Linked DNA regions of Mus musculus: region 1 is linked to region 2. A link is a loop called in an ENCODE intact Hi-C map of the cell type or tissue named here. Cell type or tissue: left cerebral cortex. All regions are shown on one strand. Each heading gives the region's core, and the rest is flanking DNA. Links, peaks and the distances in the headings are about the cores only.

Evidence for each region. Hi-C counts contacts between places; a loop is a spot of excess contacts. Peaks named below come from ENCODE experiments on the same cell type or tissue, not always from the same donor. Only the 100,000 strongest peaks of a DNase experiment are listed, where the experiment ranks them.
Region 1: a loop joins it to region 2, with 9 times the contacts of the local background. A loop is called at or near these places in 2 of 42 quality-filtered maps.

The regions. Positions count from the first base shown.
Region 1 is chr12:25,186,514-25,191,888 of GRCm38, reverse strand. All of the region lies in intron 5 of Gm36287 (a long non-coding RNA gene), which reads right to left. It overlaps Gm36496 (a long non-coding RNA gene), which reads left to right and starts at 1,045. Exons shown (of 3, transcript XR_381348.4): 1 at 1,045-2,419; 2 at 2,848-3,061; 3 at 3,374-4,384. In left cerebral cortex, for the core only: no CTCF peak of the experiment used is centred there; DNase peaks (open chromatin) are centred at 1,358, 2,334 and 2,555; H3K27ac peaks cover 1,607 bases.
Region 2 is chr12:25,464,818-25,470,192 of GRCm38, reverse strand. It overlaps Gm36723 (a long non-coding RNA gene), which reads right to left. Exons shown (of 12, transcript XR_001780577.2): 10 at 1-157. Among named protein-coding and RNA genes, the nearest start is that of Gm36886, 7.2 kb to the left of the region's middle. In left cerebral cortex, for the core only: no CTCF peak of the experiment used is centred there; DNase peaks (open chromatin) are centred at 863, 1,401 and 2,253; H3K27ac peaks cover 334 bases.

The DNA.
Region 1 (5,375 bases), core at 193-5,192, 280 kb after region 2:
CACACTCACACACACATGCACACAGTGATTGGAAAGAAATTGACAAGCATTGGCAAGTGACTTCTTAGACTTCAGAGAGGAAATTGGAAGGTACCATCTGGAACCCAGGCCCAGTGGGCATATGTCATCCTGGCCAGTGAAGTGGCCCAAGAGATGTTATGGACCCAGAAAAGGTAGATCCTACCACATGGTAAAGGTGACGAGCCCAGACAAAAGCCAGCTTCCTATCATGGAGTCCTGGTGCTCACACCAGGAATAGCATTAACTGCTCAGACCACGTGCCTGGATCACACAAGTCCACAGGTGTCTCTGAGCATGCACCTGGTGGCCTACATCAACTCCATTCACGGCTTCTGGGTGCTTCTAGGTGACCTGGCACTCTTCCCTTCCAAACCCGGGAGAGGATGAACTGGTCAGAAAGAAGAGGGCAGAAAACACGTGGACTCCGCTGTGTACGTCCACACTGGGGTGTCATTTTCATTCTTCACAATTCATATGTACCAACAGATTAATAAAAATCTACTAATGATGTCATAGGAAGGGCCAGCTGAGAGGTAGAAGGGCCAGCTGAGAGGTAGAAGGCAGATGGCTGGCCCAATCCCCTGGGCCCCGGGCCTAAGGCTTCAAGGCAGCCTTGCATCCCACCCCTTATACAAGTTCCCAGGTGACTGCTCTCCCTCTGGTCCTTATTCTACCCTCTGGGGACTCTGCTGTCCACACAGGGCCACCCCTGCAGAGAAGCCTCTGGATAGAGAGACCCTTGAGTAGTGATTGCCGGCATGTGAGCAGCTCCAATACACTATTCCACGGCATAAAATGAGAATAACAAATAGACATGTCCAAAGAGCTGGGGCTGGAGGAGTAATTTGCTCCACTATGGGAATTTCCTTCTCTTCATTTTTGTAAATGCTAAGGAACAAAAGTTTAAGTGTGATCAGATAGCCCAGTCAGTGGCCTAGCACAACTCACCCATCACACCTCAAAGAGAAAGAGAGAGCCTAGGGTTCCCCGTGAAAGAGACCAAACTCAGCCTTCTCAAAACATGAAACCATTTATTTTGGCTTCAGGAAAAAAAAATCCCTTATGTCACACATACACACATGCATACATACACCAGCTTTCAGTTTACAATGAGTATGTGCCCTAGAGCCTCTTCTGTGTCACTCCCAGAGGCCCAAGGGACAGACCCAGTCTGGGTGGAGGTGCCCGTCTCTGCTCGACACAGAGTATGCCTCACTCTTCACGTCCCGCCTGCCACAGCTGGTGAACCACTTGGACTGTGCACTTTCCCAATTACTGTAGCTCTAGAAGCTGACTGAAAAACCAGTAGCAGCTGGCAGGAAATGAGTGAGAAAACTGACCACAGATAAACTGCAAGGCTCTACAGGAGCAGCAGATAGACTCCAGACCAGGAAGTTATGCTAGCAGGGACTCAAGACTGAAAGGGCTCAGGCCCCAACAGGACCCCAGAACCCGTTGTGGGGACTGGTGCTGTGACTTCACAATGGGACCGTGCTCTGTCCAACACAAGCACATCCAGGCACAGCCATAACCACGGGAGGAGAAAGGGAACTTCAGAGAAGATAAACACCAAGCTGAATCCTGGCCTCTGGGGTCCCCAGGTTCCCAGCATCACGAATGAAGGCCAAAGCTACAATGATCTAATAGCCAGGCTGGAGAACCATTACCTGTGAACTCTCTATTGAGGGTCCCTTGGGGCTGGGGTTGGAGGCTGTTCTAGGGCTCAAGAAGTGCATTGGGGTGGTGACAAGTCCAGAGAGTCTGGCCTTCCAGGTCTCTACAGCTTCTCAGCATACTCAGATGGCACAGTCACAGCTCCGTATGATACAAAACATGATCGATCGCTGGGCAGCAGAACAAACCCTTCCCATGTGTGGTCCTCCTTCACATTTGCTGGCATCATAGATGGGTCTGATAATCCTGTATTTGCCTCACACTTGAGAGGAGCAAGCATGGTCTGTAAGCCAGATGTGCACTGGAAGCTAATGGCCTCTCTTCACAATGAGACATTCGTTGCTAAGGAAGGGCAGCCAGGTGGAGAGCTGAAAGCTGCACCTGGGCCGATAGCTGGGTAGCATTGCTGAGCCACTAGTGTTTAAAGGTACCTTCTCAATGGCCCAGAGACACAGCTGCCTACGACGCCACCCCTGGTCGTCCTTTCCTGATAGCAATTACCCTTTTTGCACCTAAAGTAGACCCAGGAGTTCTTCTGAGAGCCGCCACTGGCAGGAAGTGACCGAGCTGTGAGCCACCAGCTTCACTGTGTGACGCGCTTTGTGACAAGCTGCCAGGGCCAGGAGCTGTAGCAGCTGCGCTTGAACTTGTGGCTGGCTGCAGTCCCTTGGAAAGGGAAGGGGCACATCTGGAAGGCGGGTCTGAGTGCCCCATGAAGCTCAGGGTGAGATTCCTTCCCTGTGTGGAGAGGTTGCAGGGAACACCTGCCCTGGGAGCAGGTGGTCCCCTATGCTGGGCCCCTGGGCTATTGCTTGGGTTAGCAAGACGTGCTTCAGCTGAGTCTGACTCACTCTCGTTCCTGGAACCGTCTGAAGGCGGGAGAGGATGCTGTGGGTAGGCTCCAACTGTATCATCTGGGCTGGGGCCGGTAGCAGATGGTCCTTATTTTAAAAAAAAAAAAAAAAGACATACTTCCATGTGGGCTTAAAATAGCACAGTTTTCACCACCGGCCGAATGGGGAAATGTACGAGCTAGTTGTTCACATGGGAGTGGGCACTGTGGGCTTATAAGCAGGAATGAGGGGGTCTAGGCATCAGATGTGGCCAAAAGAGACCATGGTGACCACCCCATGCCTGCCTTTACTTTGTCAGCTGGCTTACCAACCCAAGCAAAGCCTGTAGCAATTTCAAAACCTCAGGATCCTTCCAATTGCCTCAGTGAGCCTTGGAGAAGCCACAGACCTGATACACAAGGCTGAACACGGGGACAGCAGCACTTCCTACTGGCCTCTCATAGGCAGCTGGGGAAACCCCTTCTTCATGCAGCAAGTCGGGAAGATATGGATATCCAACGAGGGGTCTGAAGGTAATGTTGGTCCTGAGCTGATCTCTGTACTTGAGCCTAGAGAAATGTGGAAGCCAGCCTCTGGTTCTGCCCCAGAGAAGCTCTCACATCTGTCCCTCACAGTCTGTGTCTGTGGCAGGTTACTTCCTCTTTGAACCTCAGTTTCCTTATCTGTCAGATGGAGCAAACATGGGGACCTGCCATGGGAGAACCCCAGCTCATGCAGGTACCCTCCACAGGGAACATGGCATGGCCTGTCTCTCTCTAAGGGACAAGAAAGCCCTTGGCCTTTCCTGTCTCTGCTCACACTTAAATCTCACTATGTTTTGGCAGGTAGAAATGTCAGCTCTAAGATCCTGGGCCCCATGCTACCCTCCCTGAGATGCTGCTATGTGAATGTGGAGGGAAAGAAACAGAAGTTACTGCATCTTACTCCATCCTAAGAAAGGCTACAGTGGGCAGCCCTGATTCCCTCCTGCTGTCCAGAACCTGAGAGCCCAGTAAATTGGAGCCTAGGCCACTGTGGCCTTTGAAAGACAGACAGAAGACTTCCAGACACGCAGCAAAGATAAGAAAGCTGCAAGGATGCCAGAGGCCTCCCAACATCCAATCCAGACAGAGCCTTGTCTGAGGTAGAGGTTTCCAATGAGTGAGCCCCAGGAAATCTTAAGTCTTGGGGATATGGCATACTAGCAGAGGGGCAACAATCAGCTCCAGGGAGTAAAGAAATTAAAAGCAGCCCTTGTTGTAGCTTGTGCCAATTTGTATGGTATAATCACTCCTGCCTTGGCTAATGTCATCACTGAAGGCAAATTCAGGACCAGCAAAGCATAGTCAACTGTCCTGAGCAGCAACATCTCACACTCAAAGCATATGAGAACAGATGGCTCTTCCCATAAGATTCTTGCTACCTGCCCAGAGGACCAAGAACAAACAGTGGCATGTCTCGGCTGGAAGACAGAGGAGCAGAAGGGTTGTTGAGTGTTACAGGTTGGCTAGGAAAAGTCCCACACCGGCTTGTGTGTTTGAACACTTGCTCTCCAGCTCATGGTGCTCTCTGGGAAGTTTCTGGAACCTTTTAAAGGTGAGGCTGTGGTGATTTAAAGAATAGTCCCCTTGGGCTCCTATTTTGAATACTTGGTAGAACTGTTTGGGGAGGATTGGGAGGTGTGGCCTTGTTGGAGAAGATGTATCACTGGGGGTGGACTTTGAGGTTCTAAAAGACTCCCAGTGTTCTTCCTCTACCTCGTGGTTGTGGATCAAAATGTGAGCTGATCTTCCCTCCTCCATCACTCATTGTAGTCCTCTGAAACCATAAGCCAAAATAAATGTTTTCTTCTAGAAGTAGACTTGGTCATGACGTTTTATCAAAGCAACAGAAAAGTAACTAAAACAAGGGCCTACATGGGGGAAGTGGATCTCTGGGGAGGCAGGCCTTGAGGTTTACAGTCCTGCCCAACTTCCTGCCCCCTCTCCACTTCGTGGTCCACATAGAGATAAGCATATAGCTGTGTGTTCCTGCTAGCTTGCTTTCTCTATCATGACAAACTATACCTTCAAAATTTCATCCCAAATAAATCCTTTCTCCCTTAAGTTGCCTCTTGTCAAGTACTGGTCATAATAACCAGAAAAGGAGCTACGACACAGGGATAAATGAGAGGTTAAGGGACAGGCTCTTGGGCTGGGCACTAGTTAGCTGTGTCTAGGTAGATCTCCAGTCTGTTGACCTGTGTGGCTTTGGGTACTTTGGCCTCTACAAAAACAGAGAAGATTAGCATCTAGCTTATTATATGGATAAATGTGATGGTTAGTGGTGATTAACAATTGATTGGGTTGAAAGATACCTGGGAAATTAATAAAATATATTTCTAGGTGTGTCTATGAGGGAATTTCCAGGATTTCCAGGGAGGCCTAACTGAAAACAGAAAGCCTTTCTTGAATGAGGGTAGCATTGTTCAGTAGGCTGTGGACCCAGCATCATCCTGTGGGTCCAGCTGGCATTGGGGAGGGTCCAGCATCATCCTGCTGATTCCCTGTGCTTCCTTCAGAGTATGGGTGCTGTGTGACTGCTCATTTGTGTGGCAAATTAACACCTGGCTCTCCCACTGGGCAAGGAGTCCACAAGGCATAGTTGACAGGTATTTTTAACAAGGTTACTCTTTGCCATGAGATACTGTGAACTACAAAATGTCCCCAGCTTTTACCAACTGGTTGCTAGGAGTGTTCCGAGTCATTGAGATAAGAATCCATGCCCTTGGTCAATTCCATTTCATCCTAAGAGCTGGCATAGCCTATAAAGAGACCCCTCATTCTAGGTACTGGAATCCATGAGTAC
Region 2 (5,375 bases), core at 67-5,066:
GATTCTGGGGTCTCCTCTGAGCAGGAGGCTGGAGGAAAGATCCTGTTTGGTTGTTTTCGACGATGGTATGGATCCTTTGTGTGCTTTTCCATGTTGGTTGGCTCCATGGAAGGTTGAAGTCAGAAGAATAAAACTGACAAACATCCAGGAGGAAGACCTGAAAGGACATAGGAAGTCAGGAGCCAGGTGGTGGCCTGGGACTTGGACGAAAGCTAGACCTGCCTTGATTCTATGATGTCTGGTCACTGGGTGCATTATAGCCAAGAGACCAAATCAGTGGTGTGTACAGTAGCCACTACATGGCTGGAAACTGTGGCAGATGGTCAAAAGTGCCAACAAGCAATGGCCATTGGAAGAAGCAGCTGAGTGCCCAGGTACCCTGACTACATCTCCAGAATGCCCCATTGCTCCTGTCTGTTCTTAATCCTCTGTTTCATGTTTTCTGGGGACCACCATCAGGACCCCCAGGGAGAACCCGAGAAGCCTCCATTTATCATATGTCTTGAGCTTTTAAACCTGTGTAATGTTCTCATGGCTTTATTTACATACAAGACACTGGAAAATGCCATATTTCATAGGAGAGGAGAACCTGGAAATCAAGAGAACAATTAAGCTGTAGAGGAGGAAACACTGCTTGTTTCTGACACCGACTGGCTGTTTACAACAGTGCTCCTTCAGAAAACAAAATCAAGGAATTACTTTGTCAACATGTGCAAATTTAGCCTCTGGGGACTTGGGGAGGGGCCGTGGGAGCATTTCTGTAATTACAAGTCGCACAGAGGTACTTCAAGCTTGGCACTGATGGGGATGTGCAAATTGAAAACGATGTAGTGACAGTTGGTGGCAGAAATCCTAGGAAAGACGGAGCCTGCCAGGTACCAATTCGTGCGTGACAAACTCCTCGCGAGTGCATGATGACTCGAACTTCCTCTGATGACTGAATGCTAGCTCTCAGAGATGAGCCTTCAGAGTTCTTATAGATGGACCTAACATCACATGCAGTCCCAGGTGACACCAGCAACCTCCTTCCTTCTCTCTCTCATCAAAGACTCACAGGGACTTTTTTTTTTAATATGGAAAGTTAGAACATCCAAGAATCAAACTCTTAGTTTTGAATTTCCATCATTTACGAAAGTGAAACAAATAAACAAAGCAAATCGCATGGCATATATGAAAGACCATCTCAGAGGCCAGCAACAGATCTGGGAACTCACAATAAAGGCCCATTTTCCTTTCTGTAGGCTCTAGATACTTACTGTGTATTTTTGCTTGGGCCTTTGTAACTAAAAGCGTAGAGAAGTGTTTCGTTTTCTATGGTGGGAGTCTGTACCACATATGGCAGCCACTCTTCCTCCTGGGAGCCAGGATCTGAGCTGCTGGGCTCTAGCTTCTGTGGTCTCCTATCTGGGCATCTTGGGTAGCCCATGCCTAGAAAAGCCCAGCTGGATTCTAATTGTATGGCCACATAGTACCCTCTGTGTTGTTCCCTTCTTACTGCTCTTAGTCGCTCGGTGCCCAACCTAATGACCTCATCCTCTCTGGGAGACCTTCTGGAAAGACCATCTCTAAGGTCAAAGCCTAAGGTACCAAGGTTCAGAGCATCACTATCTCTGTTTCTCTCCCCTATCTTATTTGTTTGGGGTGGAGGGGATGCACTTTAAACCATAAAAACATTTACTTTAGTGTTTTTGTTCCATGGACAAGATGTAGTCCATGTTCGCCTCAAACATACTAGATGGCCAGGGATGACTGCTTCTGTCTCCTGGGATTTACAGTTATGTGCCCCAGGCCTGGTCTCTGAGGTGCTGAGGATAGAGCCCCAAAGCTCTGTGAACATTAGGCAAGCACTCTCCGAGCTGATCTCCACTTCCAAATTCCTTGCATGTGTTTTACACTTGGCAACACACTAGGTGTCAAGGTTGTCATTGGTACTCATAAAATTAGGACTGGAAGGAAAGGGTTAATCCTTTAACACTTGAAGCACTTAAAGAATTGCTTTGCCAAAATTAGGACCAGGAATCTGTAGGGCGATAGCTACTTCTATTACCATTTACAGCGGAGGGAGGGATCTAGACAGTCAGGGGTCAAGGTGTGCACCGGAAGTAACCGGAGTGAGGCTGGGTAGTGCTGATGGGCACCTATCAGGGGAGAGCAGCTGCTGAAGGCCAGCGGGCGAAGGCGGGGCTCTTGGCAAAGGGAGAGAGAGGAGACTGCGGAGCATATGTCTGTGAGCTGAAGTCGTGAAAAGCACGAGGGAGAGCTCCTCGTTCCACTGACTGCTCTCTTATCTCCCACAGTCAGTCTTGTTTCCTGGCTACTCCCTCCCACTCCCTTCCTCCCCTCTTATTATAACGTGTAGAGAGCTATTTAGTTTGGCATTTTCTTATTTTTCAGCAATATATTCATGAGCAAGGCCAAAAGTCTGTCTCGAGAATAGTGGACTTCCCGATCCTTTTCTCTAGGCACCACCTTATAACGCACCCACCCCGGCAACCCCCTGCCTCTCTTTCAGGGAACTGGGCACTTCTTTTCATTACATTCCACTGTCTTCTGTGGCACAGGTACTAAGATCCCAAGTTCTGGAGTCAGATACCACAAAGAACCCAAGGCACATTAAAGGAGCAGTATGTTTGCAGTGCCCAGTTCTCTACTACCTGATCTATAGTATGGATCCGCAGGTCAGTTCACAGACAAGGCTGAACAGAGCTCCTGGCATGGAACCCAGCCTAATCCATATCGGTTATGAGAATGCTTGACATTCGCATCGTCTATATTCCATCTCTTCTCAGTTTGAGGATCATTTTGCTGAGTATGTAACAACACACATAGATCAAGTATGCATACAGTGAATGCTCATGGAATTAATTAATTAATTAATTAATTTTTAGTGTTTCAATTTGAAAGTTTCCCTCATAAGCTCCTATGTTTTCTTGGCTGTTACCTAATGGTGCTATTTTAAGAGATGTTAGAAATCTCAGGAGATCATATCATTCCAGCAGAGAACTCCTAAACCTGATAAACAGCTTCAGTGAGGTAGCTGCATATAAAATTAACTCAAACAAGTCAATGGCCTTTCTCTACACAAAGGATAAACAGGCTGAGAAAGAAATTAGGGAAACAACACCCTTCTCAATAGTCACAAATAGTGTAAAATACCTTGGCGTGACTCTAACTAAGGTAGTGAAAGATCTGTATGATAAGAACTTCAAGTCTCTGAAGAAAGAAATTAAAGAAGATCTCAGAAGATGGAAAGATCTCCCATGCTCATGGATTGGCAGGATCAATATAGTAAAAATGGCTATCTTGCCAAAAGCAATCTACAGATTCAATGCAATTCCCATCAAAATTCCAACTCAATTATTCAACAAATTAGAAATGGCAATCTGCAAATTCATCTGGAATAACAAAAAAACCTAGGATAGCAAAAACTCTTCTCAAGGATAAAAGAACCTCTGGTAGAATCACCATGCCTGACCTAAAGCTGTACTACAGAGCAATTGTGATAAAACGGCTTGGTACTGGTCTAGCGACAGACAAGTAGAGCAATGGAATAGAACTGAAGACCCAGAAATGAACCCACACACCTATGGTCACTTGATCTTTGACAAGGGAGCTAAAACCATCCAATGGGAAAAAAAGACAGCATTTTCAACAAATGGTGCTGGCACAACTGGCGATTAACATGTAGGAGAATATGAATTGATCCATTCCTATCTCCTTGTACTAAGGTCAAATCTAAGTGGATCAAGGAACTCCATATAAAACCGGAGACAGTGAAACTTACAGAGGAGAAAGTGGGGGAAGGCCTCAAAGATATGGGCACAGGGGAAAAATTCCTGAATAGAACAGCAATGGCTTGTGCTGTAAGATCAAGAATCGACAAATGGGACCTCATAAAATTGCAAAGCTTCTGTAAGGCAAAAGACACCGTCAGTAAGACAAAAAGGCCACCAACAGATTGAGAAAGGATTTTTACCTATCCTAATCAGATAGGGGACTAATATCCAATATATATAAAGAACTCAAGAAGGTGGACTCCAGAAAATCAAATAACCCCATTAAAAAACGGGGCTCAGAACTAAACAAAGAATTCTCATCTGAGGAATACCAAATGGCTGAGAAGCACCTGAAAAAATGTTCAGCATCCTTAATCATCAGGGAAATGCAAATCAAAACAACCCTGAGATTCCACCTCACACCAGTCAGAATGGCTAAGATCAAAAATTCAGGTGACAGCAGATACTGGCGAGGATGTGGAGAAAGAGGAACACTCCTCCATTGCTGGTGGGATTGCAAGCTTATACAATCACTCTGGAAATCAGTCTGGCAGTTGCTCAGAAAATTGGACATAGTACTAGTGGAGGATCCCGCAATACCTCTCCTGGGCATATATCCAGAAGATGTTCCAACCGGAAAGAAGGACACATGCTCCACTATGTTCATAGCAGCCTTATTTATAATAGCCAGAAGCTGGAAAGAACCCAGATGCCCCTCAACAGAGGAATGGATACAAAAAATGTGGTACATTTACACAATGGAGTACAACTCAGCTATTAAAAAGAATGAATTTATGAAATTCCTAGGCAAATGGATGGACCTGGAGGACATCATCCTGAATGAGGTAACTCAATCACAAAAGAACTCACATGATATGTACTCTCTGATAAGTGGATTTTAGCCCAGAAACTTAGAATACCCAAGATATAAGATACAATTTGCAAAACACATGAAACTCAAGAAGAATGAAGACCAAAGTGTGGACACTTTGCCCCTTCTTAGAATTGGGAACAAAACACTCATGGAAGGAGTTACAGAGACAAAGTTTGGAGCTGAGACGAAAGGACAGACCATCTAGAGACTGCCATATCCAGAGATCCATCCCATAATCAGCCTCCAAACCCTGACACCATTGCATACACTAGCAAGATTTTGCTGAAAGGACCCTGATATAGCTGTCTCTTGTGAGACTATGTGGGGGCCTAGCAAACACAGAAGTGGATGCTCACAGTCAGCTACTGGGTGGATCACAGGGCCCCCAATGGAGGAGCTAGAGAAAGTACCCAAGGAGCTAAAGGGATCTAAAACCCTATAGGTGGGACAATATGAACTAACCAGTACCCTGGAGCTCCTGTTTCTAGCTGCATATGTATCAGAAGATGGCCTCGTCTGCCATCAGTGGAAAGAGAGGCCCATTGGTCGTGCAAACTTTATATGCCTCAGTACAGGGGAACACCAGGGCCAAGAAGTGGGAGTGGGGGGTAGGGGAGTGTGGGGGGGAGGGTATGGGGGACTTTTGGGATAGCACAAAAATGTAAATGAAGAAAATACCTAATAAAAAAAGAGAAAAAGAAAGAAAGAAATCTCAGGAGAGGGGA